2 separate regions of the Mus musculus genome follow, and region 1 is linked to region 2. The links are chromatin loops, found by intact Hi-C in ENCODE. Cell type or tissue: heart. All regions are shown on one strand. Each heading gives the region's core, and the rest is flanking DNA. Links, peaks and the distances in the headings are about the cores only. Region 1 has its middle 35 kb from the start of Sec24b. Region 2 holds the start of Col25a1 (collagen, type XXV, alpha 1).

Evidence for each region. A loop is a pair of places that touch in the nucleus more often than their neighbours do. Peaks named below come from ENCODE experiments on the same cell type or tissue, not always from the same donor. Only the 100,000 strongest peaks of a DNase experiment are listed, where the experiment ranks them.
Region 1: it touches region 2 in a loop (2.6-fold over the local background); 4 of 42 quality-filtered maps call a loop at or near these places.

Annotation. Positions count from the first base shown.
Region 1 is chr3:130,088,477-130,103,880 of GRCm38, reverse strand. No RefSeq gene overlaps it. Among named protein-coding and RNA genes, the nearest start is that of Sec24b, 35 kb to the right of the region's middle. In heart, for the core only: a CTCF peak has its summit at 8,526 (motif pointing left); no DNase peak of the experiment used is centred there; H3K27me3 peaks cover 277 bases.
Region 2 is chr3:130,172,073-130,187,476 of GRCm38, reverse strand. It overlaps Col25a1 (collagen, type XXV, alpha 1), which reads right to left and starts at 6,632. Exons shown (of 38, transcript NM_029838.4): 1 at 5,697-6,632; 2 at 4,643-4,712. The coding sequence starts at 5,993. In heart, for the core only: no CTCF peak of the experiment used is centred there; DNase peaks (open chromatin) are centred at 6,726 and 7,146; H3K4me3 peaks cover 2,070 bases; H3K27ac peaks cover 1,703 bases; H3K27me3 peaks cover 496 bases.

The DNA of each region.
Region 1 (15,404 bases), core at 5,035-13,034, 86 kb after region 2:
GGTTTGGTGACTCGTAACTATTCCACCATTTGGGAGGCTGAGGAAGGTGTGTACAGTGTTTGAGGCCGGCTGAGTTTTGAGACGTTGTTTCCAAAAACCAAAAAGTTTGGAGAGACAGAGGAACCGGGTTCAATTTCCAGCAGCCATGCCAGCTCACACTAACCTGTAACTCAGTTCCGAGGGATCTGACACCCCCTACCGGCCGTCCTCAGCATCACATGCACATTATAGTAGATGCTAGCAGTCAAAGCGCTCATGCAGATAAAGGGTTGGGCTTGTGTTTTGTTGTTGTTGTTGTTGTTGTTGTTTTTAATTAAAGCATCAAAAGGAAAACAAAACTATACTGAGATAATTGGAAATTTTTGAGTCAAGAAATAAAACTGAGCAAATCCTTTAGAAACGTATGTCAGAGTGGCTGGAGAGACAGCTCAGAAATTAAACACACATATGGCTCTGGCAGAAAGCCTGAGTTCCATGCCCAGCACTCCAATTTCAGGAAGTTCTTACGCCCTCTTCTGGCTCCCATGATTAACTGCACACTTGAGCACATAGACACATACACACACACACACACACACACACACACACGTATACCATAATAGTTTTAAATGATTTTCTAAACCAAGAAAAAAAAGAAACCAATGTCCTAAGAAACAGATGGAAACCCATCTGCGAGGTCGAGATTCTGAGCAATGAGGGAAAGATAGCATCAATGAAAACTTTAAGGGCATTTTTAGATCCAAAGAAAATGAATTCCCACTTAGAAAGAGACACAGAAGTCGGTATAGTAGGCATATTGTTAACATTTAGAAATTTAGAAAAATGTTCGTAAAACCTTTTGGAGAATACAACAAATGGCCTACAAAAGAGCAGAAGTATGATTCCCGATGGACATTTACCACAAACTAGTGCGATTCTGGATTTTGACTCAAAGTAGTTGAAGAATATACAGGAAGTTGTCGGCTGGGTCCATAGCTGTGGAGACAGGAAAGGGGACAAAAGGAGATTCATGTTATTCCCTCTTTGAACATATTTAAATTTCTTTATAACAGAAAATTTTTAGAAGAAAAAGAATTCTAGGAATGATTTGATTCCTCAGCAACATGGTAAGCAAGATATTTTTTAAATGACTTGCATAAACTGAAAGTTAATGGCTTTCAAAGTAGAGTTCTGTGCTTTGACAAGCTATGGAGGACGTATGAATGGCCTTGGGTTAATCAATGGCAGTCCATCCTAGTGACTGGGAGGGACAAGGCATTTGGGGACATTTGCCAGAGAAACAGGAATCAGCTGTCTTCAAATAGTTTTTTATTTTAAAATATTATTTATCCCTTTATATATGTATAACTATTCTTGCCTGCATGCATGTCTGTGCATTGCATCTGCACAGTGCCGAGGGAGGCCAAGAGAGGCCATCGGATATCCTGGATGCATCTAGTGTGACAGGTAGTTGTGAACTGCCATGTGGATCCTGGGAATCAAACCTGGGTCCTCTACAAAAGCAAAAAGTGCTCTTAGTGGCTGAGCCATCCCTCCAGTCACTTTCTCTTTACTGCATCTTCTGGGGCATTTCATGATTCGGTTCTGGATGTAGATACACAGATGCTATGGGTATGTACAAAAACCCAAAACAAGCAAGCAAGCGAGCAAAAACCCTCATAGCATCATCATCCAGTGGCACATGGGTGGTAGCCTCTGAGACCCTTTTGGTTTTTGTGCTTTTGGATTTGTGGAGCAAGTGATGCTTAAGATAATTCTTAAAGGTGATTAGCAGTGTCCCAAATGAAGAAAGAGGGAATACCAATTTGAGGTAGAGAACTCAACATTATCAAAAAATACAAAGATTGTTATAAACCAGCATGGCACGTGGAGAACACTAGCTCTCCACTACATCGCCAGAATCAAGCACAAAGACTTCACGGCAGCACCAGTTGGCATTGATTAAATAACCTGGTGTTCTCATAGGCCTGACATGTCTAGATGAATGGTTATTAGACAACCATTTCTTATTCAAGTGTTAATGTTGTTGGGACAAAATATCACAGCTAAGAAATATAGTTTAGGAGAGTGAGACCCTTGGAGCACTGAGTCCTAAATGGGATGTCTTCATCAAATCCCTCCCCTCAAGGCTCAGGGATCTATGCTGAAGAGGAGGCAGAAAGAGTGTAAGAGCCAGGTACTGGATGACTCTAAGGGAACAGAGTCCTTCAGACACAACAGGACTGACGCACATGGGCGCTAACAGACTATGACAGCGTACATTGGACCCACAGAGGTTCAAGCCCAGCACTGAGGGGGGGGGAAAGGACATAAAACTTCCACGAAGCTATTTGCAATCGATATGTGCTGGCAACAGGAAAGCCACTTTCTCCAATGACAGGCCACTGCGTGCACCGGCCACACTCCAGGACAGGCCCAACCTGGGAGGATGGTCAACACCAAGCAAATGCTGTGCATTCTTATAGGCGTTGTTGTTTGTTTGTTTGTTTGTTTGTTTTGTCTTATTGTTTTTCTCTTTTGATTTATCAAGGTGGGTGGGTAGGGAGAGAGGTGTGTAGGATCTGAGAGATACTAGGGAAGTGGAAACATGATCGAAATGTACTGTATGAAAGAAATTAAATAAAAATAAACTCGTCATGTAGAGACTGCCATATCCAGGGATCCACCCCATAATCAGCATCCAAACGCTGACACCATTGCATACCCTAGCAAGATTTTATTGAAAGGACCCAGATGTAGCTATCTCTTGTGAGACTATGCCGGGGCCTAGCAAACACAGAAGTGGATGCTCACAGTCAGCTAATGGATGGATCACAGGGCTCCCAATGGAGGAGCTAGAGAAAGAACCCAAGGAGCTAAAGGGATCTGCAACCCTATAGGTGGAACAACATTATGAACTAACCAGTACCCCGGAGCTCTTGACTCTAGCTGTATATGTATCAAAAGATGGCCTAATCGGCCATCACTGGAAAGAGAGGCCCATTGGACACGCAAACTTTGTATGTCCCAGTACAGGGGAACGCCAGGGCCAAAAAGGGGGAGTGGGTGGGTAGGGGAGTGGGGGTGGGTGGGTATGGGGGACTTTTGGTATAGCATTGGAAATGTAAATGAGCTAAATACCTAATAAAAAATGGAAGAAAAAAAAAAGAAAATGGGAGCAGAGTTAAGGTGGGAAGGACAACTTCAGAGTTGCTTTGTTTTGGGTTTCAAGTGAAGTAATGCTTTGAAGATGACCCAACACAAGCTAACTTAAAACGTTACTTGGCGAGAACATGGAGTGTTTGCAAAATCAAAACAGAATAAAAAGCTCTGGGTAAAATAAATAAATAAATAAATAAATAAACTCGTAAAAATGGGAAAGAAATATGGTTCTGGGGAGCTGGCTTTCTGCAGAAGGGTGAGGATCCAGGTTTGAATGACAAGAACATTCATAAAGTCAGACGGGATAAATAACACACACACACACACACACACACACACACACACACACACACACACACACGTGTTATCTCGGTGTTCCTACAGGGAGGTGGGAGGCAGAGATGGGAGAAACCCCAGAGGCTCATAGGCCAGCCTGGTGCACATAACAGCAAACAACTGTGTGAGATCTGTCTCAAGCTCAGTGCAAGGAAAGGACCAAGGACTGAGGCTGTTCACAGAAAAGAAGCCAGTGCTGAAAACTATCCTGGAGGAAAAATTAGGGACAGAAGAAAGTGGCCGAATGACAAAGTGACCAAGTTCTCAGTATCTTTTTTTTTTTTTTTAAAGATTTATTTATTATATGTGACTACACTGTAGCTGTCTTTGAACACTCCAGAAGAGGGTGACAGATCTCATTATGGATGGTTGTAAGCCACCATGTGGTTGCTGGAATTTGAACTCAGGACCTTCGGAAGAGCAGTCAGTGCTCTTACCACTGAGCCATCTCTCCAGCCCCCAAGTTCTCAGTATATTAAACTGAATATCTCTCCTACTGAAAGACTTTTGAACTTAGCCTTACTCCGAATGGGTCATGTTCTCAAATTATTTCATATTCAGTCAGTAAGATTGAAATCATCCTTAGTGGTTAAATAGATTAATTAAATTACTGCATTCATTTAATCCAGCAATGCTTTTATCTTCACACTCTTATGTTTATTGGCAGTTCATATACCAAAAGACAAAAAGCGTTTAGACATCTACTTGTACAGACACCGTTAATGTGAAGCACCCCTGGTGGTGTTACAGAAACTGATACTAAAGTAATGCATAAATATTAAATGATGTTTACATATTCATGAGTCTCCCTACTCTGTAGCACAAATGTTTCAGTACTAGTAAGGTCAACTTCAATCTTAAAATACTTCCTCCAGGTATTGATCCATAATTACCTAGGCTTCAGTCTCATCTTGAAATGTGGTCTGTCAAATTGTTAGACCTATGTAAAATAAAATTTCTTTCCTCGAGGCAAAATAAAATAAAATAAAATAAAATAAAATACTTCCTAAGGGGACTGGAAAATGACTCTGTTGGTAAAGGGCTGGCCACACAAGTGTGAGGACCAGAGCTCAGTCCTCAACACTCACACAAAAACACTGAGCACAGTATGGACAATCTGTAATCCCAGCACTGGGGAGGCCAAGGCAGGCATATCTCTACTCAATGAGTTCCAGGCCAGCAACAGACCATAGTGTCTATCTAGTGCCTGAGGAGTGACCCCCAAGATTGCCCTCTGGCCCACATGCACACCTGCATACATACATAGGTACATACTCTCTCTCTCTCTCTCTCTCTCTCTCTCTCTCTCACACACACACACACACACACACACACACACACACACACAATCAGGTACACACAATACTTAAAAAGTAAAAAGAGTTTGTTTATATAGTGGATTACGTTGATGGATTTCCGTATATTAAACCATCCCTGCATCCCTGGGATGAAGTCTATTTGATCATGATGGATGATCGTTTTGATGTGTTCTTGGATTCGGTTTTCGAGGATTTTATTGAGTATTTTTGCATCGATATTCATAAGGGAAATTGGTCTGAAGTTCTCTTTCTTTGTTGAATCTTTGTGTGGTTTAGGTATCAGAGTAATTGTGGTTTCATAGAATGAATTAGAAGGTAGAGTACCTTCTGTTTCTATTTTGTGGAATAGCTTGAGGAGAGTTGGAAATAGGTCTTCTTTGAAGGTCTGAAAGGACTCTGCACTAAACCCATCTTGTCCTGGGCTTGTTTGTTTGTTTGTTTGTTTGTTGGGAGACTATTGATGACTGCTTGTGTTTCTTTCCTTAATCATCAGGAAAATGCAAATCAAGACAACCCTGAGATTCCACCTCACACAAGTCAGAATGGCTAAGATCAAAAACTCAGGTGACAGCAGATACTGGCGAGGATATGGAAAAAGATGGACACTCCTCAATTGTTGGTAGGATTGCAAGCTTGTACAACCACTCTGGAAATCAGTCTGGTGGGTCCTCACAAAATTGAACATAGTTCTACCAGAGGATCCTGCAATACCTCTCCTGGGCATATACCCAGAAGATACCCCAATTGGTAATAAGAACACATGCTCCACTATGTTCATAGCAGCCTTAATTATAATATCCAGAAGCTGGGAAGAACCCAGATGTCCCTCAACAGAGGAATGGATACAGAAAATGTGGTACATTTACACAATGGAGTACTACTCAGTTATTAAAAACAATGAATTTATGAAATTCTTGGGCAAATGGGTAGATCTGGAGGACATCATCCTGAGTGAGGTAACCCAATCACAAAAGAACTCACTTTATATGCACTCACTGATAAGTGGATATTAGCCCAGAAACTTAGAATACCCAAGATACAAAACACAAGAAAATCAAGAAGGAAGACCAATATGTGGATACTTCATTCCTCCTTAGAATAGGGAACAAAATACCCATGGAAGGAGTTACAGAGACAAAGTTTGGAGCTGAGACGAAAGGATGGACCATCCAGAGACTGCCCCACCTGATGATCCATCCCATAATCAGCCACCAAACCCAGGCATATGCCAGCAAGATTTTGCTGAAAGGACCCTGATATAGCTGTCTCATGTGAGACTATGCCAGTGCATGGCAAATACAGAAGTGGATGCTCACAGTCATCTATTGGATGAAACACAGGGCCCCCAATGGAGGAACTAGAGAAAGTACCCAAGGAGCTGAAGGGGTCTGCAACCCTATAGGTGGAACAACAATATGAACTAACCAGTACTCCCAGAGCTCATGTCTCTAGCTGTATGTAGAAGAAGATGGCCTAGTGGGCCATTATTGGAAAGAGAAGCCCCTTGGTCTTGCAAACTTTATATGCCCCAGTACAGGGGAACGCCAGGGCCGAGAAGTGGGAGTGTTTGGGCAGAGGAGCAGGGTGGGGGGAGGGTATAGGGGACTTTCGGGATAGCATTTGAAATATAACTGAAGAAAATATCTAATAAAAAATTGGGGGAAAAACGTAAAAAGAATTTTAAAACACTCAAGTATAGCAGTACTTTTTAATGCATGCTCTAAGTGCGGAAAAATTCAACATCATTTCGTGTTGCGCATTTTTCATGAAAATACTAGCCACCCTTTACTTACTCATGAGAAATTTTAGTTTTATTTATGGTTCATCCAGCCCTAATGGACTATTTGGATTAGCAAGATGCAGAATTACAGGTAAATATGAGAACGCATAGGTTTGTTTACCTTGTGGGTTGTTTTTTTTTTTTTTAATAAAGGAGTCTTTAACTCCAACAGAGCTTCTGTTACCATAACCAAATGACTGAAGTCACAATTTAACTGCAAACCAGAAGGGTATAAATAGTAGACTGGACATATAATACCCTTCTTTCTTCGTCCTTGCTTCTGGAAGGTGTGTCTTTCCTCACGATGAGTCATTGCCTCGGACCCTGCAACTCCGTCCCATAAGGCCCTACTTGTGGCTTCATGCTCACAGGGACAAGGGGTGCTGCCCATAGTGTGACTCCCATGGCTGCCTAAAACGGATGGCAGTGTTTAGGGAGGAACATTCCCTGTTGCTTCCCTTCACCTGACTGATCACACACACACACACACACACACCGTGAAGATGGACATAACCATCGCGGTCTCGCTGTCGCTGCGCCTTCTCCAGCCTATGTCTTGCGTGTTCTTTTTTCATCGTCAGCATCATATAGCTCTTGTGAACAGCCCCCCAGAGCACAGGCTGCTTGGGAGCTACTCCAGCCCTGCAGTCGTGGCAGTGAGGCTTAGATCTTTGAGTCGTGATCAAAAGCTTCCATTTTCTTTCAAGACAGAATGTTGCCTAATTGTTAAAGTAATTGCTTTTTTTTTTAAGAGAAAATTTGGGAGGCAAGGTCTCATTCTATAGCCCAAGTTAATCTGGAACTTGCTAGATAGCCCGGGCTGACCTTGAACTCATGATGGTTCTCATATCACAGCCTCTAGATTGCTGGGAATGCGGGATTGAACCATCATGTCCATCAATAATAGTTATCTTCATTTTAAAAAATTATCAAAATCTAGCATTTCCTAAAGTCTGTTTATATCATTTGCTTAACTTTTTGCATCCTCTAAGTTTTTATCTTTGTATATTCCTTTTGCTTGTTGTCTTAGTTAGGGTTTTACTGCTATGAACAGACACCGTGACTAAGGCAACTCGTATAAGAACAACATTTAATTGGGGCTGGCTTACAGGTTCAGAGGTTCAATCCATTATCATCAAGTGGGAAACATGGCAGCATCCAGGCAGGCATGGTGCAGGAGGAGCTGAGAGTTCTACAGCTTCATCTGAAGGTTGCTAGTGGAAGACTGATTTCCAGGCAGCTAGGATGAGGGTCTTAAAACCCATGCCCATAGTGACACACCTACTCCAACAGGGCCACACCTACTCCAACAAGGCCACACCTAAAAATACTGCCACTCTATGGGCTAGGCATACTCAAATCACTGCAGTTGTTTTTCTAAAAAAAAATAAACATTACTATTGAGTTAGCTTCTCAATTAAGATATTTTGCCATATGAACAAAAGTTGCAAGTGACAGCTTATACAAAATTATATAGAAGTGACTAGCCTTTTCTTCCTTGTCATCCCACTAACAAACTAACAGTTTGCAACCCCATAGGAAGGACAACAATATCAACCAACCAGACCCCCAAGATTTCCCAGGGACTAAACCACCATCCGAAGAGTACACATGGAGGAACTCATGGCTCCAGCCACATATGTAGTAGAGGATGGCCTTGCTGGGCATCAGTGGAAAGAGAGGCACTTGGCTCTGTGAAGGCTGGGTGCCCCAGTGTAGGGGAATGCCAGGACAGGGATGTGAGAGTGGATGAGTGGGTGGGAACATTCTCATAGAAGCAGAGAGGGGGTAGAATGGGGGTCCCCAAGGGGAAACCGTGAAAGGGGATAACATTTGAAATGTAAATTAAAAAAATATATCCAATAAAAAAGAGGAAAAAGTCATGGAAGTGAATTTGCAGATAGATTTCTCTCAGTCTGTGCCTGTATTTGGCTAATTCGGGGTACAGCAGTGACACCTAGTGGAAATTTGACACCTGGCCTGGTTAGGCTTCGATTTAATTTGACTTAGGGTTTTGTTGGTTTGGTTTGGTTTGGTTTGGTTTGGTTTGGTTTGGTTTGGTTTGGTTTGGCTGATAAAAAGTCTCTGTGAAGCTCAGGTTAGCACAGAACTCACTTAGTTCAAGTTGGCTTCAAACGCTGGATCCCTCTGCCTTACCTTCTGGAGTCCTGTGACTACAAGTATGGGCCACCACACCCAGCTAAATCGCGTAAAGAAATGAAATGTGGGTGGACCTTGTTGACTGACCTGACGCTTAACGTTTGTCTCCTAAGTAAATGAATGAATGTATAGAGTTCACAGAACAGAAAGAATGAGGGGCTGTCGAGATGGCTCGGTGGGTAAAGGTGCCTGTCCCCAGGCCTAACCCCTTGAGTCTAGTCTCCAGAACCCACACAATAGAACAAGAGAACCTATACCTACAAGTTGTCCTCTGACCTCCCCAGGCACACTTTGGCATGGGTGTGCACAGACACACGTAAATATATTGTTTTAATTAACAATAGCAAAAAAAAAATGCTTGGTATCACAATTATTGATTAATGAAAAGAGTCGAGCGTTTTTTTTTAAGAGTGTTGAGACACGGGGGCAGCCTGTGCTTCAAATTTAGTTCCTATTGTTTCCTGTGATAAGAGTTTATAACAGAAACAGAGTGAAGACTTGAATCACCAGAGATGAAAATTCTCAGAGAAAGCCATTATTATTCCTCCTCCTGTTCCCGAGCACCTATGAAAGGTTCCTAGCGGGACTGATAACAATTGTTGAGATAAAGCACCATGGAGAAAATAAGATGGCCTCCCAGGGGGTTATATGCAAATGTGGTAGGCAAAGAGGAAATTAAAAAGCTATGCTAATCGCAATGTTCTCATCTCCCGTTTGCTGCAGTGACACTGGGTTTGCCAGATGTTTGATTAAAACCAGCCTGGGAACAAGGACTTTATATCTTAGGGGAGAGACAAATAGGTGCTGTGTAGGGCCAGCTTGTTGTTGTCTAAATAGTCTTGTAATTGTTCCTCCCAAACTAATTTAAAATTGCTGACTCAACATAGGACTGTCTCCTCTGCTTGACTGGAGTAGAAAAACTGACAGTGTGAAAAGACGCCACTGTGTAGAAATGGCTCCACACTTCAAGGACTCATGCATGTTATTTCTAGATGCAAATCCACTACAGACATCAAGACTTAAGATGGTGTGGGAAATAAACATAAGAAGCTGTCTTCAGGGCTGGAGAGATGGTTCAGCAGTTAAGGGCACTGACTACTCTTCCCAAGGTTCTGAGTTCAATTCTCAGCCACCACATGGTGGCTCACAACCATCTGTAATGGGATCCGATGCCCTCTTCTGGTGTGTCTGAAGACAGCTATGGTGTACTTGTAATGCATAACATTAATAAATCTCAAAAAAAAAAAGAGAAGCTGTCTTCATTTATTTTCCAGTTGATGTGATAAAATACCATGGCCCATCCGAAAAGGCAACTTCTTGGAGATAGGGCTTATTCCCATTGACAGTTTCAGAGAGATACAGCCTATCCTAGTGAGATGACACAGGCTCAGGAGCAAGACTCGATGGTCATATCACATCTGCACCCAGAGTGCAAACACTAAATAGGTATGGAAGTTTACTATTTTATAAGCTTTCCAAAAGTTGCATTAAAAAACAAAAACAAAGCAAAAACAAAAACAGCTGACATCGAGTTACTCTGCATGGCAAGGATAATACCCTACCTGTGGTGGTTTGTACATGCTTGGCCCAGGGAGTGACACTATTAGGAGGTGTGTCCCTGTTGGAATAGGTGAGGCCCTGTTGGAGTAGGTGTGTCACTATGGGCATGGGCTTTAATACCCTCATCCTAGCTGCCTGGAAGCCAGTATTCTGCTAGCAGCCTTCAGATGAAGATGTAGAACTCTTAGCTCCTCCTACACTATGCCTACCTGGATGCTGCCATGTTCCTGCCTTGATGATAATGAACTGAACCTCTGAACCTGTAAGCCAGCCCCAATTAAACGTTTGTTCTTTTAAGAGTTGCCTTGGTCATGGTGTCTGTTCACAGCAGTAAAACCCTAACTAAGACCTCACAAAAGCCATTTAGGGCAAAAAGCCTGGGGTGGGATACTTTTCTTCAAGCTGTCAGTCAAGTAAGGTCCCAGAGACTGTCACCACCACCACCCCCCCCCAAAAAATACAAGCTTTGGCATTGCTCTTTGTTGTCCACCAGAACTTGGTGGTACGACCCTATTGCTGATATGACACACTTAATTGCAGGACATGCAGCCTGTGACCTTTCTGGGGCTAACTTTCATAGTGCCAAAAGAGGTTCTGCAGGCTGCTGAGGGAGAAACATAATCAACAGTGTTACACTATGAACCCTGTGAGCTACAATAGCAACAGACCTGGAAGCAGTCTATGCCCAGTGGAGAAATAGCAGAATGCTAATGGAGATAACCAACCACTTTTTATTGGATTTAAGGCCTGCTCCATTGAAGGGAAGCCATACCTGGTACTACAGACCTGACCAAGAACCAGGGTTATGGAGGCCACAGGTCCTAAGGAAGAGCCTATTTCTATTACCTCACTGAATAGACATATTGTCAAACAACCCCTGTCTTCATACCCACAGATCAATGCAGCTCTCAGCCGAGAGGCTTCTGTTTGCAATGGAGAGCAGTTAATACAGAGACTCACAAATGCTCAAGTAGCAAAAACATAAATGGCTCATCTTAGCCCTAATGCCACAGCTATACCACACTCTCTTCCTGCAAGCTTCTCAGAACAATGCAGAAGGAAGAACAATGGAAAATCTGTAAGAGCCAGAGGTCAGGGAGGATTGCCGTGTAACTGTGTCTCCTGAACGTAATAGACACGGGGCATGCACGGACTCACAGTAGCCTCTGTCATTACCTGCCCAAGACCTGTACAAGTCCATGGCAAACAACATTCCAGCCCTGAAGGAGGAGCTGAAGAGGCCCCGCCCCTAACTGCGGAACTATCAATAAAAGCTGCTGCAGGAGAATTATTACCCTGGACGTGTGACCCCTGGTAGGTTTTCTGTGTTCCAGTGGATCATCCCAAATCCATGCATTTACAGGCACCACTAGGTAGATTCTGTGGATTATATTCAGGAGGAGGTGGTAGAGGAGGAAGGAGAGGAGACAGAGGGGTCATGGGGTTGGTAGACATGGGGAGAAGGCTCCTGGAGCAACAGAAGTGGGTACTAGGGAGAGGTTAATATGCTCAAAATACATTGTATGCATGTATGACATTCTCAAAGAATAAATTTTAAATATTACATTAAAATCAACCTCAAAGCCCTCCCCAATGACTTATCCCAGCCAGGATCCCCCTCACAAAGGCTCTATGACCTTCCCAGACTTCACCCCCAGTGGGGGCCAAGTGTTGAAACATACGAGCCTATGGGAGACAATTCACATTCGAACTACAACAGAGGTTGCTTGTAAAAGATTTGAAGTAATGGGAGAGGTCTAGTAGGGCCTAATCATGTAATCCCTTATTTAATCAGACACATTGATTGATCAGTGAAACACTGGTCTGGACTACATAACAGATCAGCAAGCTGCAGCTGGTTGGCCCCGTTTGGTATAATCGGTGAGCTAGGGTAAACTTATAAAGTTGTAAGACAAAGAAAAAGAGAAAACGGGTTAAAATATATATATATGACAGATTTGTCAATGGCCAAACCTAAAATTCCAACTAGTCTTTGATAGGAGGTGTTTGCTACACCCGCTCTGGGAAAAGATCCAACAGTCATTGAAGTCACAGCCTAGAAAAGCAACTCAAGCAAGAAGAGGAAGAATGACAGCAGTTCCTACACTCTGACCACATAATGACAGCCTGCAACTGGGTTACATGACATGACATTGTCTCATTTAATGTCCACAATAAAAAAAAAAAAAAAATCTCACGAGACAGTTGTTGTCAGCAGATAGCTGACATCTGAAGAAGTTAGCTGCCCAGATCATCCAAATAATCAGATCTGTGATGAAGATGCAGGTGCTCTGCCCACTGCATCCAGGCACGAGCCTGAGAATGTGAAAGGCAGAGAGAGGGAGGTGTCCTGAGACATGTAAAAGCACAACCTGCCGGGCATGGTGGTGCACACCGTTAATCCCAGCACTTGGGAGACACAGGCAGGTGGGTCTTCGTGAGTTCGAGGCCAGCCTGGTCTAAAAAGCAAGTCCAGGACAGCCAGGGCTATTACACAGTAAAACCCAAGTACAACGTGCTAAGGGAAAATAGGGGCTTCTTAGGGACATTTAGGGAAGACCCTTGGAGCAAACTGGGCACTAGGGATAGTCTGAACGGTTGATCCTAAAGAGTACAGCGGCCAAGCTTGGGTCAGCCTCAAAAAAGAACCTTCAAGCACACTGTGGGAACAATGAGTGGACCCAGGAAATAGGACAAAGAGAAGGGGCTGCATAGAGAGGAATATAAAGATGACTCACAGCCAGCTCAGACAGGGATTTAAGAAATAAATACGTAAAAGAGGGACGTTGAACAAACGAGAGTGACTGAACATTTGCAACTAGACGGTTGTCACAGCCAGCCCTGTGCTCTATCTAAGGAAATGAGCCTCGCAAGATGCAGTGAATGAACAGGAGGCAGAAGAGTAGGCTAGAATGTGGCTGGCAATAATCCAGAGCAGAGGCAATGGAAATTGGAAGAATCATAGAGCAGGGGGAGGGGGAGAGAACGGTGTCGCCAAGATGCCAACTACAAAAACATCCGCCCAAAGAAAGCAAAAAGAGAAACAGTAACTAGCCTGGCAACAGCCATCCTGTCAGACTGTGTCCCTCTGACTTTGGTTCCCCGACAGCACCATGAGCACACACGTACGCACACGTGAGTTTTACTAACTTGAAGTCCCGTGATAGTGCTCTGGAGAAAATCATCACTTCATGTTTATTTTAATGGGATTTCACCTTAATAAGATGTCAATGTCTTGTGGTTGAGTGGGGTGGCAGAGAGGACAGGGCCACATTGTGCGATTCACTAAGTCTTTACATTACAGGAAGAGTCCCCCAAGAGTTGTTATCTGTTGCCTAGCCAGCAGCTCACGGGTCCCAGCCTGCAGGTCTTGGCTGGGTAGCTTAGTAGATTTGTTGCTTCAAAAGCTCAAGAGCCCATTCACAGGGGAAATAAGAGAGGTGCAGATCAGCTCCTCCTTCACCAGTTTAAAGTTTAAGATGCAGACAAGATCGCTGTACCAAGTGATGAGAGAAGATGCTAACAGGGCAACATAGTGATGAAGCGGATCTGTGTTCTCAGAGTGCGTGGGGAAGGTCTAGTTTGGTTTCAGGTTGCTATAGAAGTTGAATACTGTGAAGAAGTGAGCTTTATACATCCAACTCTCCTCATTTCAACTTCCTTTCCTGAGTAGAAACTTCTTTAGGAAAAGGTGACTCAAGCTTTTATTCAACCATAAAGAAAAGTGAAGCTATGTCATTTTCGGAAGTATTGATAGAATTGAAAATTATCAGATTAGGTGGAATAAACCAGACCAGAAAGACAAACATCACGTGTTTTCTCATATATGGAACCTGGGTCATATAGCTTTACATACGTGTATGGCTATAACATGCAAACAGAAGGTACTATGGAGGAACAGAGAGGAGACAAGCACGAGGCAGGGACAATAAGGAGTGAATAAGTCAAAATACATACATACTTCGCCATACTTCACAGGCCCCACTGCTTTATACAATAAATATGCACTAGTAAAAATCTCTGTAGTGCTACTCATGAACTAGGAATATAACTCAGTGCTAGGGAGCTTGCCTAGTATATGAACAGCTCTTTAAGCCCGGTGGCTCACACCTTTAATCTCATATTCAGGTGACCAAAGAAAAAAGATCAGGCATTCAAGGCCAGCCTGGGCTACATAGTGAATCTGAAGCTAACCTGGGTTATATGGGACCCTATCTAAAAAGAAATATATTACTGATTAGTACACAAAAGAGTAGGTTTCATTATGACACTTTCATATATATGTATACATGTAGATATATACATATATATATATGAATACATATGTATTTTATCTCTTAAGCATAATCTGGGTCTCACTGGTCAGACAGGTGCTGAGATTATCTTTAAGTCAAGATATCAAAGCCAGAACGCAGGGTATGGCTCCATAGATGGATGCTTTCCTATCTTGCACAAGGCCCTGGGTTCTAGCTCCAGAACAATATGTAAATACAAATTAAATATTTGGGCTTCTTTTTAGATCACCTACAACTTCTACCTGTTATCAAAGTCAAGTGTAAGTCAGAGCTGTTACCCTCAGTGTCGAAATACTCCAGAATTGCTCACGCCCATGGAAGAGCCAGAGAGATGCTATAAAGCATAGCACTGTAAGAATGGAGTGTAGACACAAACCACAAACAAGATCCACACTGGACAGTGGGGAAGGTAGGCGTAGAATGGTCAGGGCGTGGCCAGCGCAGCTGAAGAGCAGGTGCTTGCAACAGGGGCTTCTTCAGCAGTAAATTTGCCCAAGGCCAGGGGAGGGGACACCTTCGGGGTGATGGCTGGACAGTCACAGCCTACCCACCAGGAATATGTTCAGGATTGGTAGGTGTTACAGAATAAGGGAGCCAAAGGATCTAAGTGGCCCCGTGCCGAAAGAATGACAAACGGTGAGAGTTTGTCTTGTTGAGTAAGGTGAGGCAGGCCAGTTTCCATCAGGGCAAGCCTTGTTGGAGACTCCTACACTCTTCTTCGGGGCTTTCTTGGCTGTTGATTATGGCCAATTTCAATAGTGTGTATGGGCTCCTGTCTATCCCCAAATTGCCTCTGCATTCCAAACCCCACTG
Region 2 (15,404 bases), core at 2,625-10,624:
ACACTTTATATAAGAAAGGTATTTACAGGGTCTTCTGAAACCATGGGAAATTTGTCCTTCAGCCAGACACCTATGCCTGTGTCACTTCCAGTTATGAATGGGAGGTTTATTCAATTTACCTACACTTGCTCTTGCTTCATATATAATCATTTTCATAGGTGTAGAAGGTATTCAGGGGCCTCAGAAAAGATCTAATGATCGAAACCTCTTCTGTCTGGCTGCCTGGCTCCCACCTTCTCTATCAGCTTCGACATAGACACTCTTCCATAAACATGCCTGATTTATATATACTTTTATGTAAGACACCAAGTGAGAGCCCTGACAGAATCCTATCCACAGAATGAGCCAACATATGCTCTCATCTGAAGGTCAGACTTTCTAGAGGCCCAGCCCCCAATGCCCATGGTACCTCCAAGACTCAGCTACCTCAAAAGTACTCTGCTAAAAAGAGCTTTGATGGATAACATTTCTGTTGTTGTTTTTTTCATCTTTCTGGAGTTTCTCCAAAGCAAAACTTCTCTAAAATAAAGCTTCTCTTGAGTTCCCAAGTAAATGTGAGCTGTCACAGAGACAGAGATGATCTAAAACTAGACCACAGTGGATAGCTGCCCAACTACAAATTTATTACAATCCTTAAAGTGGCTGAAATATAAATCATACCTCAGCAAAGCTACTAAAAATAAGTTTGAAACAGATGAGTCGGATAGGTCAGCTATCTGTAAATATCTAATTCAAAATTTCAAAGATATGTTTTACTACCCCACGCTCAAGTAGCCCAAGGTCTATGTACTTTAGTCAAACTTCACCCCCAATGTCAAAAGATCTCTCTGTTGATAAACGTAACTTAAGAGACTAATATCAATATCTATAAAGAACCAAACGCGCATAGCTCTTCAGTTACGCATAGCTTTAGTTCAGAGTTTGTCCATTAGACACTCAGTTCTGGGCAAGCATCTCAAAGATCCTTTTCTCACCTATAACCTGTAACTCTGTGCACTAGAGTTAAGTAGCAAGGAAAAGAACTGATTTAAGGGTTTGGCTCAGTAGTGTAGCTTAGCAGTGAAGTGTAGGTAGCACATTGAAGAGGCAAAAAGATAAAAGGCAGCATCTACAACTTCACACATACCCACTAAAACATCTGAGTGTTCACAAAAACCATCACCCTACAAGAAAGACTTGTCTGATTTTTTTGTGTGTGTGTGGGTTATTTTTTTCAGGATGAGTAAACGGAACACACTTCGGTTCTTTGGTTCAACCAAGGACACACAGCAGCAGCAGCAACAGCAGATCCAGAATCCCAGCCTGGGGGTAACCTGCTCTAAACATTCATTCTCTATGCTTCAGTAAGTCTTCGACTTCCCTTCCCTCAGATGTGGGCATGAATTCTCACCTTGACTTTAGTACATTAACTGTTTTCCCTGAGTCGTGGCCTCCTCATCTATAAAAGTAGCTCCCTAGAAGCTGGTGAGTAGGTAAAGGTTATTTGCACATCTGTTTACCAAAGGCACAAGACAAACCTGTCCTGGTAAAGCATTAGACGCCAGGGAATTCAGAATCTTAAAGAGTTGTTATGGAAATTAGAGAGTGCATCTCTTACATTACAAAACTATTGGTAAATAGCTCAGCCGTCTCCCACAGAAGCTCCCTCTTACGAGAAGGGGACAACAACCAACCAGAGATTGTATTATTTCCTTACGTCCTACCTGGAAAACCCCTTCAGGAACTTGGGTCTATCAAAAGCTATTAAAGCAAACACAAACAACATAGCATTACTCCCCCCCCCAACCCCCCACCATGGGCCTTTGGCTCTATTCCTGAGACTGTCAACAAGAGTGTCAACTTCAAGGGATGGGCACCTGTCCACAGGAACTGAGCTGAGGTCACAGGCCTGTCTAGCTCTGTCCTACAAACAGATGTCTTTGTGACAACTCTTAGTCACAGTGAGCCACAGCAAGAGTCAAACCAGGTGGGAAATGCTGTATCTCCTTTCTAATCCTTGGCTGGCCCGCTCATTCCCTGAGACAATGTCTCACTGACTGACTGTATTTCAAAATGGTTCTCTCCAGGATACAGGGTCTTTATTTTGTGTAATGCCTGATTATTACGCAAGCCAAAGGAAGTGTTTCCAGAACAGTGATTATTTGGTTCCATGTGCTGGAAGACACACACCTTCTGCTTAAGAAGCCAGGTAAAATCTGATGTGATGTGGGTCTCTAGTGGTGGCGATGAGATATAGCAGCTGTTACTGAGAGCCAAAAAAAAAAAAAAAAAAAAAAAAAAAAACAAGGAAATCCCATTTAAATTGTCCTGTTATGATGAGAAACACTCCACTGTAATCTCCCAAGATACACAAGGCCAACTCTAAACATATTAGCTTTCTCCCAGATCTGGTGATAATTAGGTTACATTTAACATCATGAACCATATCTTCACAGATAATAGAACTCAGAGCAGGAGAGGTCACTTTTCAGCTTTTTACCAAACTCGATAAGAATCCAGCGAATTAAACACGAACTGCTTTAAATACAGTTAGCAAAAACAGTACATACCAAAAGTCCTGGACTCCAAAGGGTGGGGTCAGTGACTCTCAGCACCAGGTGTCTGCAGAATTTAAATAATCCCAAGCAGCGATGAGGTGATTATGTATTTAATCCTCTGATGGAAATGTGACTTCCTTAAATATCTGAGTCCTGAGGTCTGCCCCAACTTAAAACAACTAAGAACGAAAGCCACATTTTCAAGTCTGACCTCCTTGATTTTTCTTCTAACGTAAGAGGTAGCTTAAATTTTCAAATATTCACATATAATTATGTATGTATGTTTTTATATATTTCCCCCATGTGTTGAGGGTTAAACCCAGGGTCTCGTACATTTTAGGATAGTGTTCTAAAACTGAGCTACATCAAGCTCTCCAAACTTTTTTTTTTTAACTTTTTGATTTTAAGACTGAATCTTACTAAGCTGTAACCTAGGCAAGCACTGAACTTGCCATCCCCCTGCCTCAGCCTTTTGCATAGCTGGGATAAGAGGGTTGGTTTTTGTTGTTGATTGGTTGGTTGATTTTGATTTTCTTTTGTTTTAACAATCTTTCCAGAACTGTCTTCTCAGTCAAAAGCCTTTATGTGAAAAATCATATATTTCCAGTATGGTGACGAATGTAATTGGATATATCACTGTGCCATAGGGCCAGTGGGATGGCACTTGTCACACACAAAGCCTGGATTTGATCCCTAGGATCCACTTGGTGGAATTACAAAGATAACTCCTGCAAGCTGCTCTCTGATTTCCATACAGATGCTATTGTACACACACACTAAGTTTAATTTGTAAAAAAGGTTTTCAAGTGTATACACTATAACAACCTGGTGTTCATATTTTAAGCTGATGTGTAAGGTGGCAGCTGTTTTGGCGGTGGCAAAAAATAATAATAATTCAGGATATTAAAAAAATTCAGAAACTAGTCTTTCTATACACAACCATTCACCACTTAACAGAGAGAATTGTGTTGTTTGATAACTTCCTACACTGCACTTACCCGAACTGAAATGGCTACATCATCAATAAATGACGTAGTCTTGTGCGATCTCCATCCTTCATGACGTGATCCGCCCTTGACCAAGTGGCACTATGTAACACCTAACTATATAAAGCACCAAGTATCATATTCTTAAACATTAAATAAAATGTAAAGGAATCACCTTACATGCCTGATAAGTGAAACTAGACCGTTCGTAATAAATGAATTACAGTGTTTATCTGAAAAAAAAAACACTAACACTCGTGGGGTTTTATGACGTATATTCTTGAATCCAGTCAATGTTTCCAATGGCCCTCATCCAAGACCTTTTAAATTGTTAAATCTACAGATAAATACCAACTCTCAGAGGTCTGTGAATGGAGAGTTACAATTACCCTGACTGGATGGGGGTTGGAGGAGTGATATTCATTAATGCCTCTCTTTTCTAATTCTCTTAGGTATTGTCATTAAAACAGTTCCCTAAAACTTCACAGAAATCCAGTAAAAACATAAGAACCTGTCCTGAGAGGGCGTTGAGGTTGTTATAGCTCATAATGGCAGCTCAAGATAAAGAATAGCTTTAGTCTTCTGCTTCAAGACAGGAGAGTGAGCCTTGTTGATGCGACAGAATCCAAGCTGGCGAGGAGGTAAAGGTTATTTGCACATCTGTTTACCAAAAGCACAAGACAACCCTGTCCTGGTAAAGCATTAGACACCAGGGAATTCAGAGTCTTAAGAGTTCAACAGCCATTTTCACCGCCACCACCAACAACAACAAATTATGACATTGTCTAATAAGATCACAGAAGACTTTCAATCTGAGACTCTAAGAACTCTGTCTTTACATACCATCTTGTCTATATTATTCATGGTGACCATCCCTGGCTTCCTTGCTTTCCCATAGCAGACCTTAGCATGCTGCATAAAACAATATTTAGGGCTTTTCTGCCATCTTTTGGACTGAGACATGTTGGTTTTATTAAAGCAGGTTGGGCCTGCAGTCTTTCTTCACTATTATTACAGGTAGACTTGACAGCACAAGACACCCCCCCCCTTTTTTTTCTTTTTTCTTTTTTTCCAGAGTTCTGCTGTGAAGGAAACGTTGTTAAATGAGGGCCGTTTTACCTGCTGGGCAGTTGCACTCTAAAGGTGCCTCCCTGGCCGTTCTTATTTTAGCCATATGTTCGTAGGATTTCTGTAGGGAAAGCAGAGGGGTTGACACAGTATCAGTAGCACTGAGGAGAACTAGACTCTCAGGGGCTCTCTGGCCACATGCCTGCTTCGCCAGCATCTGATAGCTTGCATAAGGAATATTTACATATGTACTTGGACTCTTGTCAAAAAGTAACAGAATCCAAGTCCTAAAATAAGACAATGACCACTGACATGGTAGCAGGATTGCAGGGTTTGGCTAACATCTTTCTCTAGTCCTCAATTACCACCCCACCCCCCCACCCCCACTTTCCTTTAGCCCAAGCATAGGCAGGCAGTGCAAAAGCCAGGCAGTGATATAGGTCCAAAGACGCTGGTCAAGAGTGCATAAGTGAATGTGAACTCTACACAGCCTCTCCATTGGAAGTAAATTTTAAATAAATAAATAAATAAATGGCCCTGATTTGAAACCAACCTTGAAGATAACTCTCAGCTTCAACAGCTCTACCTTCCAATTATTACCTGCACTGCATCCTTAACCAACTATAAAACTTTTTCAAAGTGTTTGAACATGAAAAAAAGATTCGAAGGGTGGAATTTATGATTCTCAAGCTCTATAGGATCGTTTCACTTGAAAGTGATTACCTTTTGTATATTAATAACACCTGTTTCCCTAACCTTTCCCTGGGAAGGAGATATGAGATCTTATATCAACAAAAATTGGTCTCCGTTGAAGTGAGAGCTCCCAAGAGACTCCAGAAAGCTACAAAGAAATAAAATGCCCCTCCACACACTCCCGTTATCCAGACCCCCCATATATGTCTAAGCATGCAAGCACTATGGAATACCCAGGGAAGATATCTGCTACAGACTTGATACTAAGCAATACCCAAGGTACTTAACTCCATACTTGGCATATACAGTCAAGTCAACTATGCAGACAGCTAAGGGTCGAAACTATCCCTGCACACAGGGCTCACACCTGTGCAAAACAGTATTCACGTGCAAAATACCCAGCCTTCCACACCTGAGCCAAGAGACGCTCCACTTTCTCCTGAACCATTGCCTTCAGCTCATCCACGGTGTCAGACAGCGGATGGAAGGAAGGGGTCCCTTTAGCAGATTCAAGAGCAGCAATCCTCGCCTGGAGGTCGTTGGTTTTCACCCCAAGATAAAAACAGAAAGCCACAGCAACCACTGACAAGAGGGTCGCCAGGGCCGTGCACGAGGGCATGGTGCCGGCACAACGCTGTCCCAAGGGGCGCGGATCTTCTGATCCAGACTCTCGTCCCCCTCCTTTCCCTGCAAGCTTCTTCACCAACATTGTGGCGGGGTCGCTGGCCTCCGCTACGCCTTCCACCTTCTATCTCCTCCAGTAATCTTAGAATGAGAGGAAGGGTCGGTTCCTCCAAAGTTCAGTCCCTGCGGCTGCACAACTAGTTGGTAGAGTCGGAGCCCGGGCTTAGAGATGGACCTGCGCGTGGCTCGGCGTCCGGATCAGCAGGCGTGGACCGACCGTCCTCCAGATTCTTTCTCCCCTTCCAGCTAGGAGTGAAAAGCACCCTCCGGCCGGGGACTGTGTGGCGCCGGGGGTGTTGTTGGGGTCACAGCTGAAATGAAACCCACTAGGGCAGCTCTCTTGACCCCCCCAATCCGACACCTCCTTAGGGGTCCCCCGCGCGGAGGCGCAGGGTCCGAGAGCCCCTCTCTCTGCTCCGACCTGTTGAGTCTGCCTGCCTATCTCTACCTTTTTCCACCCGCCGACCTGTCTCCCACCTGGATCAGTTCAAGGCCAAAAAGAAAAGGAAATACAGAGACCCGGCGAGAGCGCAGCCCCCGTGGGTGGTAGAGGAATAGAGAAAAAGAGGACCGAGTGACCCAAGCAGCGATCGTAAGCTGCGAGGCCCCAAAAGTATCTCCGCAGACCCGCGTGTGCGAGCCTTAAATACCCCGGGATGCTCTTGTGTGAGACAGTGCGCGCGCGCCTGAAGCGCGGACCGCCCCCTCCCGCAGGAGCCTCCTTATTAGCATAATATATTCACCTTCGCCCAGCCCGCCTGGACCCACGAAGGGGCGGGAGCGCGGGTGGGAGCGGAGCCCGAGGTCTCTATTAGCATAATATATGCAAATAGCTACAGCAACCACTGTGATTGGAGAGGAGCTTGGAGACCCTTCCCCCTCCCACCACCGAGTAACTTCAGCGTCCCCCTAAGGCCATCTCTCCGGCCCTAGCCAGGGGCCGAATTGAGGTCTGCTGTGCAGAGTGGCTTATACTGGCTTAGCCCAGCGCCCCCTATTTGGGTTAAAAAATGGAGAAATGGCCTCCTGAAGGAAAGAACGGAAGCAGAAGGCTCCAGCTCTCCAGATCCTCGCTCAAAGGCAGCCACAGGAGCTCCTCCATCTAGCCCTTGCGCGACGTTTTCCCTCCTCCCTCAGTTCGTTCCCACATGCCCAGAGGCAAAGTGTCTGGCTGACGTCTGCAGGGTACCTTCCCCACTTCCCTTCCTTCCCACGCCTTGCTGCAGATGACTGGGGAAGTTTTCTCGCCCCTCCCCCGTTTCCTCTTGTCTTGATGCTGCCCCCCCCCCCCCCCCCAGCTCTGGGCTCTTTCTCTGTACTAGGGTGCTAATGTGTTTTCCTGATTCGCTGTTTTGTGAGTGTTTGAGGCATACACATTTCTCAGGATTTAGGAAAGAGCTGAAGAATGAAGTCAGTTTTTCCTCTTCCTTGACTCTCAGCTTGCCTCTTCCCTCTGGATCAAATTACTAAGTCTCTACTGGGATTTTTTTTTTTTTTCTAAATTGATAACAAGTAGCATTTTGCATCCAATTGATTTTAGAGAAGAAAACACAACCCTAACTCTCCTTCCAAAAGACCTTCCTTTTTGCCTTTTCATCTTAAGAAATGTCACGTACGTTTCTTTCCCTCCCTAACCGATTACCACAACCAGTTACTACTATAATCAATGAACAAAATACCTAACCCGGAGCAGTTGCTTCTCGTGTGTAAACTACAGTGCCAAGGGGGACTTAGGATAGACATAGCAGGAAGCCTGCACTTATGAATCTCAACAAGTGGTTGCATAAAACAAGACCTCAAGACCTGAATAACAACTATGCTCACATGCCAACGTGGATCGGGGACCTTGCATGAGACCCGGTGCCTAGAATAAGAGCTACTAACAATCAATGGCTGCTGGAGGAGACTGTTTCCTTCCGGAACCAACTCCAGACTGTCATCTCTAAATACATAGACATATGAGAAACACTAAATGGACTCAAGAAGGATGTGTGTGTGTGTGTGTGTGTGTGTGTGTGTGTGTGTGTTCCAGGTAAGTAAGCTCCCTAACCCTGAACTCTAGCTCCAGCCAAAAAGTTTAATATGTTAGTTCTTTCCACATTCCAATTAACCTCCGTTGCTTAGTGTGGGTGTTTAGTGGGCCGCGGTGGTGGTGGTAATGTTGTACATGGGTTGCAAACTTTTTCTTTGCCAGTCCTCTCAATGTTCTCTCTTTGAGCCTCTGCTCTATGCCATCGATACTCTCCTCTGTGGAATTCCTAATTACCATCTTTTAGCTGTTGAGCAATGAATGCATATACCAAACCCAAACCTCCGGAGCCCCAGAATGATACAGCTCACCATTCGACATTCATCTCTCACTAGCAGTTACAACTTAGCCTGCATTGTTCCTCCAAACTTCTGCTCAGTTCCATTTGCCTTCTCAATATGGAGCTGTCCGGACTTCTCCTCACCCTCCTCTCCTTGTTCCCCTAAATTCCTTCAGCACATCCAGTCATCCCCCATCTCGCCAAACTTATTGCTCATGGTGTTCCTCTGCATCATACCATTTTCTAGAAATATGAGAGAGAAAAAAAGAATAAAGACCTTTAAACAGTTCACACAAACACAAAGGCCATTTTCCATGCTGATGGCAACAGCAGAGCACACAGTCCGCGTGGATGATGCTGTAGTCTGTGGGGGTTGCCCATGAGAGGGTCCTTCAGCATCTCTCATAAGCTCTTAGAATGATCAGATCTCAGTGGAGAGATAAGAGTTGGAATTTTATGGATTTGAGACCTTTATCCAGAGGATTAGCTTCGCTTTATGCCTTTCGTGAGTATGATATGTCAGAAATATGCCAGCCTTTAGCACTAAGATTTCAAGACCCAGAAGATTCTCTGCATCAAGCTCAAAGAATGCATGGATTAGCAAGGCTCTGTGGTCTGAACCCACTTTGTTCTATAGAGTCGGCAGAGCATCATTACTTTGATTTGTACATGGAGACAGATACAAAAAAAATTAAAATAGCTCTAAAACTTCTATGGCCCAGCTGATTCCAATTTGCCTTTGGTTTGTATCAACAGTAGGAAAAGGCAAACAGATGGTCAATGAACAGGACCATGATGGAAAGAATAATACTGTGCTCATGCAACACACACACACACACACACACACACACACACACACACACACACACGTGAATGCCCCAAACTCTAAAACATCTAAGAGGCAAAACATTTGTAGATGAAGTTAACGAACTTAAGGTGGAAAGATATCCTATTCCCAAGAGTCCTTGTAAAACAGAAGCAGAATTGCAGAGGGAGAGGAGCTGTGTCAATGGAAACGGGGATTCCGGATGGGAATATTGTCTGGGAAGATAGAAGAGTGTCTAAAGCCTTTATTCCAAAAGCAAGAAGAAGGAGTATAATGGGTTCTCCCCTAGAATGTCCAGGAGAACAGCCTTCTCAATCAACACCAGGGATTTAGGAATCCTGACCACCAGAACTATAATTACTAAGGTTGTTTTGTTTTAGCTGCTAAGTTTGTAGTTATATGTTGTGGTGCCAAAATAACAGCAATCAAAATCGTAAGAAGACAGTCTTTATCTGTACAGACAGCATTAGAAGTCACCCTGGAATCACCCCGGGGCCTAAAAGTCAAGCAAGGCATGCAGTGTGGAGTCCTTACCTCCCAAGAGTTTGTATAGTGTCTATGCATTAGCCTATTGCCTGGGCAAGATTGGAGAGCCCATCTGTCATATCATACAAAATCAAGATGCCCTTTCCAGAACCATAGTCCCCTGAAACCTGGGTTCTATTGTCCTGATGCCTTTTCACCGAGCAACTCAAGAACAAGGAAGCAGCCAACCATGCAGGGAGACAGCATTCTCCTCCTTACTGAGAGAGCCAAGGCTCTGACCCAGGACTCCTCACTGACAGAATTACCGCCACCGCCTCCCATCTCTAGGTCAGGTCGTCAAATGCGAGAAACAAATGGGACTTTTGACAGGCAGGCATGGCAGAAAGATAAAGTGGGGAAGGAGGTGACTAGGAACAAAAGCAATAAAGTGGAAGAAAGGGCTCGAATGGGCTGTGAAGTACTTTTAAATGTAAGAAGGCATAATCCTACTGCCTCTAGAACCTAACCCATAATGGATATATCATGTAGATGTTAGAAATTTACACATACTTCAAATTTGGACTGTTCATGTGTATTTGGAAAGATTACTGACAGATGAGAGTTGTTTGGAAAATTACATTATATTGTTTTATGAGGGTGTTAATTACCTTTAGCAAAAGAAAAAGAAAGAAACTTCAATTGGGATTATAAATACCTTTCTATGTCATTAACTTTCAAAACTAGATTTCTAGAACCATGACTTCAGCCACTGTTCACAGCAAACGTACCCAACAGAAACGCATATGCAGGGATTTCTGCCTTTCTCTGTACACCCGCACCACCTGTTGTAACCTCCAAGTGTCTTAATAAAGAAAATGACGGGGTAAACTGCACAGCGTCATATGCCATTTTATAAACTTCAGAGGAGAGTGTGTGTGCTCCCAGTACCATCTCATAGGAAGGCAGTGTCACAAAGAGAACGGGGCAGGGGAGAGGGGAGCTGGAGAGAGTTGAGAGGCCAAAGCTTACAAGAGACCATTCCTCTATAGCCAGGCAAATTTCAATAAATCAAAAACAAATTATAAATATCTTTCAGAGCAGACGAGCAGAAAAGAAGTATTTGGCTCCGAGTGACAGCTGAAAAATTCCCTTTCAGACAGATCAAGGGACTGATCCCATTTGCACAAGCCTGGTTAAGCAAGGGGCTTACAGCTGTACGAATCCAATAATCTAGTCGGCACACACCGGCCCGGCTCCCTGGCCTATGTGCTCAGTCTGTTGTTCTGTTATATGCTGAGAATTTTCTTCTCAAAGCTTAAATAGCAAAGTATTAAACCTACCAAGAGAGTCTTCTCCAAAATCCACCAGTGATGTTGCTGACTGAAGTGAGGGGACATGTCTTGTCAAACGTAAAATCAACTTTTTCGTGAGGCACTGTATAGGCAGAACATCTATCTCTGCATCGTTGCGTCTACCTATGGTTAAGGTTAAGATGGCAAGGCCATCGTCCAGTTTTGCCACTTAATAGTCAGGAGACTTTGAATAAATGACTTAGCTTTTCTGTGCTTCAGTTTCTCCATCTATAAGATAAGGATAATAATAGAAGAGTAACTATTAGGATATTTTGCTAGGAGAAAATGGGACTGCATGAAGAGACATTACATGGCACGGTTGGTATGAAGTGCAGGGAATACAGTAAATATTATTGATACTACTATTATTATTACTTTAAAAGTGTCCACTTAATGACCATAGACACTGAACGGTAAAAGCAACACCCGTTTTTACACTGAGTTCTCATTCATACACCATGATTTTAGCCCTATTTCAGTTTATATAAACAGAGTCGTCTCAGGACCTTCCAGTTGTTGTTGGATGATTTGAGCAATTCCTTTTGCCAAACAATTCTTGCTGTATCTTATATCATTTTTGATTCATTGCACCTCTTTTAGAACTCCATATAAATAAAATCATGCAAGATATATTCTAATATGTCTGATGCCTTTTGCCCAATATGGTTTTGGGATTTATCCATAGCATTTATTCATTATATGCATTATAGAATTTTGCTTTTCAATCATTATTTTTAAAGTTTTCCTCTTAAACACTAGGATTATTTCTAATATTTTGCTATGTGGTTATTCTAGGAATGTTTATATGTATATCTTTTAATTATGTATACTTTTAAAGTATAAAGGATTATCTCATTTATAAATGACACAGTCATTCATTAAGACTGTTTGTGAAGAGCAGGCTGGGGATATAGCGCTTTCAGACAGTGAAATAGTTTACAGTACATGGTCATCAACACGGTCTGCTACTCCTCGGGGCCTGAAATTAAACCAGAGAGCAGAAATTTAAAAAGAAAAGAAAAAGAACCTGAAGATAAGCCCACATACACATAAATGCCCTTAACAATGGCAGAGGAAGGACTCCACAGAGCAATGAGAGAGAGGAAGGGTTCCATCCATTATGTGGTATATTCATACAGGAAGAAAATGAAACTGAACCTTTTCTTCATAGAATATACAAATATTAAGCAGGGGAAGTTTATAAACATAACTGATAATCACATAAAAAACATTGGGAAAATAACAGAAAAATATCTTTGTGAACTTGTGTAAGGCAGGGTTTCCTAAACAAGACACATGAACAGGTAACCACTAAGGGACTGACTGATAAACTGAAATACATAAACTTTAAGACTCTCACTTTTAGTTTTGTTTTTGGTTTTTTTTTTTTTAAGAAAGACTTAAAATGAGTGAAAAGATAAGCTACAGAATTGGAGAAAGTGATTTATGAAACATAGAAGTGAAAAAATACCTATCATTCAGAGTATGTCCAAACATTCCTGAGAGAGAGAACGAACCAGAAAAGTGAACAAGTGCTCAAAGCGTTCTTTTACAAGCCAGGAACTAAAACAGTCAGTAATCATATTAAAATATGCCAAGCCCAGAAATAATCAGAAAAAAAATTCACACTGTAACCACAACACGATACCACGATTCTTGCCCTGAGATGGCTAACATAAAAGATGTTAACCCATGTCCGGAATGTTCTGTTTGCTTTCCGTTACTGTGATAAACATGACCAAAAGCAATCTGGGGAGAAAAGGGTTACACCTAACAGTTCATCACTGAGAGAAGGCAAACAGGAAAGTAAGGACAGGAAACGAAGCAGATACTACTGCAGACTGCTATTTATTGGCTTGCTCGGTGACTTTCCTCACACAGCCCAGACCCTCCAGCCCATAGGTGTTACATACTACCCACAGTGGACTGTTGTCTTCGACATCAGTCAACCATCAAGAAAATGTCCACAGTCCCACCCGCAGGCCAATCTAATGGAGGTAACTCCTCCTTACCTGAGGCGTCTTCATCCCAGGTGTGACGAGTGAACAACTGAAGCTAAGACACAGGGACAAGCTGGGGCAACTGGAACTCCCGCCAATGTTCAATGTGAATTTACAGAGCTCTCCAACACAATCTCTAAGACAAACACGCAAAGCATTGTGGGAGGGGGTTTACAAGGAGTAGCAAAAGTCTGAAATCGTAGAAAAGAAACAGATGCCTCGGAGTCTTAGTTGAGGGCCCGTGAAAAAGATGTCACTGTGTAGAGGCAGACATTGTAATTCTGCAGCCTGTTGTAACAAGGAAAGTAAATGAGACTTAAGATCTTCATCCAGAGTACTAGAGGTGCCAATAAGTTTTTACAGCGTGTATACAGTATATATAAAAGTAAGTCAATGAGGAAAAGGATGACTGATAAACAGGAGGAAGCCAAGAATTGCTGAGATTAAAGTTCCCAGGTCCTACAGGTAACAACTAGCATTAACAATAAAACATGAAATCGGGCAGGCAGTGATGGCTCACACCTTTAATCCCAGCACTTGGGAGGCAGAGGCAGGTGGATTTCTGAGTTTGAGGCCAGCCTGGTCTACAGAGTGAGTTCCAGGACAGCCAGGGCTACACAGATAAACTGTCTCAAAATAAAATAAAATAAAATAAAATAAAATAAAATAAAACAAAACAAAAGGTGACTTTTGGATGGGAGGTGGTGGTACACACCTTTAATTCCAGAAGACATATGGGGAGGGGGGGGCAGACACAGGTAAACCTGGCCATCCTGGTCTAGGACAGCCAGGTATACGCATAAAGAAACCCTGTCTCAAACACACACACACACACACACACACACACACACACACACTTTTGAAGCTAGCTTTTGAAGCTAGCCATGGTGCCTGAATTTTAAGCTATTCCAGAGGCTGAGGCAGGAAGATCACACATTTGAGGCTAGCCTGGACAACTTGGTGAGATCATGGCTTAAAAGGAAAAAGGAAAAACACAGAAAAAAAAAAAACATATGAACAAGATAAAAATCCAGAATCCTTCCAAAAACAGAAAAACTGAGAAAATGGGGTTAGGGGAACCTTTCTCAAGACTCAAAAAAGGTCGTATATGAAGCCTCAGAACTTCACAGTTCACAAAACTCCTGAAAACCTTAAGCTACTATCCCCCTGGCAGCTCAGCCGAAGCCCAGCATAGAGATGAGATGTTTACCTCAGGAAAGCAAATGCCAATAAGACATGCAGGGCCCATAGCTTCCTAAGAAAACTCTATTAACAAAAGTTCTACTGCTGAAAGGACTGACGGGGGCCGGGGGAGTGCAGAGACCTTTCCAGTGCTAAACCTCTACATCCAGGAAGCATCTGGAATAAAAACCTGTGGCGCTGCAAACACAAGCTATCTTTCATGGGAAGAAAGAAAGCTTGGCACACAGGGGAAAGGGAAGGTCAGAAGGCAGAGCCAAGAGCTACAGAAAAGCATTCCCAGGGAAGACCTCAGCGCTAACCAAAGCACTTAAAACATTTGCTCGTTTGGGTTCCTGCTCTGGGGCCTCTCCTTCTTCAGATAGCCTCTTCACACGTCAGCTTCGCTGTCACGTGTCCAGGAACCGTGTCACGGAACGGGGTTGTTTCCAGCAAATCCAGTGATTGACGCAAGTCACGTGGCTACCCCATTTCAAAGGAAGACGACTAGACCGACCCTGATGCAGGAGCTGGCGTTCACTGGGGACCATCGACATGACAAACAACCGCGGAAAGGAAGTCAAGTCAGAGCTCTGCGAGACAATAAAGCAGTGCTCAGACAAATGGATGGTAGATCCCAGGAGACGTGCTGTGGGACCGTCAAGGCACTGGGAAGTAAGATGGGAGGCTTCAGGTACAGTGTAGAATGCTTTGTAAAAATGATTCAAATGATTGCTGACAGCAGTACCTAGGGGAGTGCTCCTAGCCCCAGTGGCGTATTAGACACATACTCCACAGCCTCTGAGATTTTCACATAATGAGGCTGGAAGAGGTCTGTCATTGGCAATACTTAAAAGTTCCCTGGATAATTCTGATTGGGAGCTAATTCTAGTGTTAAGTGAGACCCACTACTTTATAAATGCCATTTGAAATGAATGGTTGAAATGAGCCATAGGACACAATTATTGAAAACACATAAAGAAAAATGCCCCAAACTACAATAACCATCTCTATGAACACTGACATCACAAACACAGAACTCAGAGATTCAAAGCCTGGATGAATAACCCCAGGTTTCCGGTTTGTGCAAGAGCCAACTGGAAGAAATATGGAATTTAGCAAGAAAACATATTTGTGAGGGGAACTTTCAGATTTTTTGTGAAAATACTATAAAGAGACCATGGTTGGGATAGTTGGATGTTTACATGCAAAAGAATGAACTTGGACCCTGTTTCATACCAAATGCAAAATTAACCCGAAATAATCAAACACTAAAATTTAGAAAGAACTCAAATTAGGAAATAA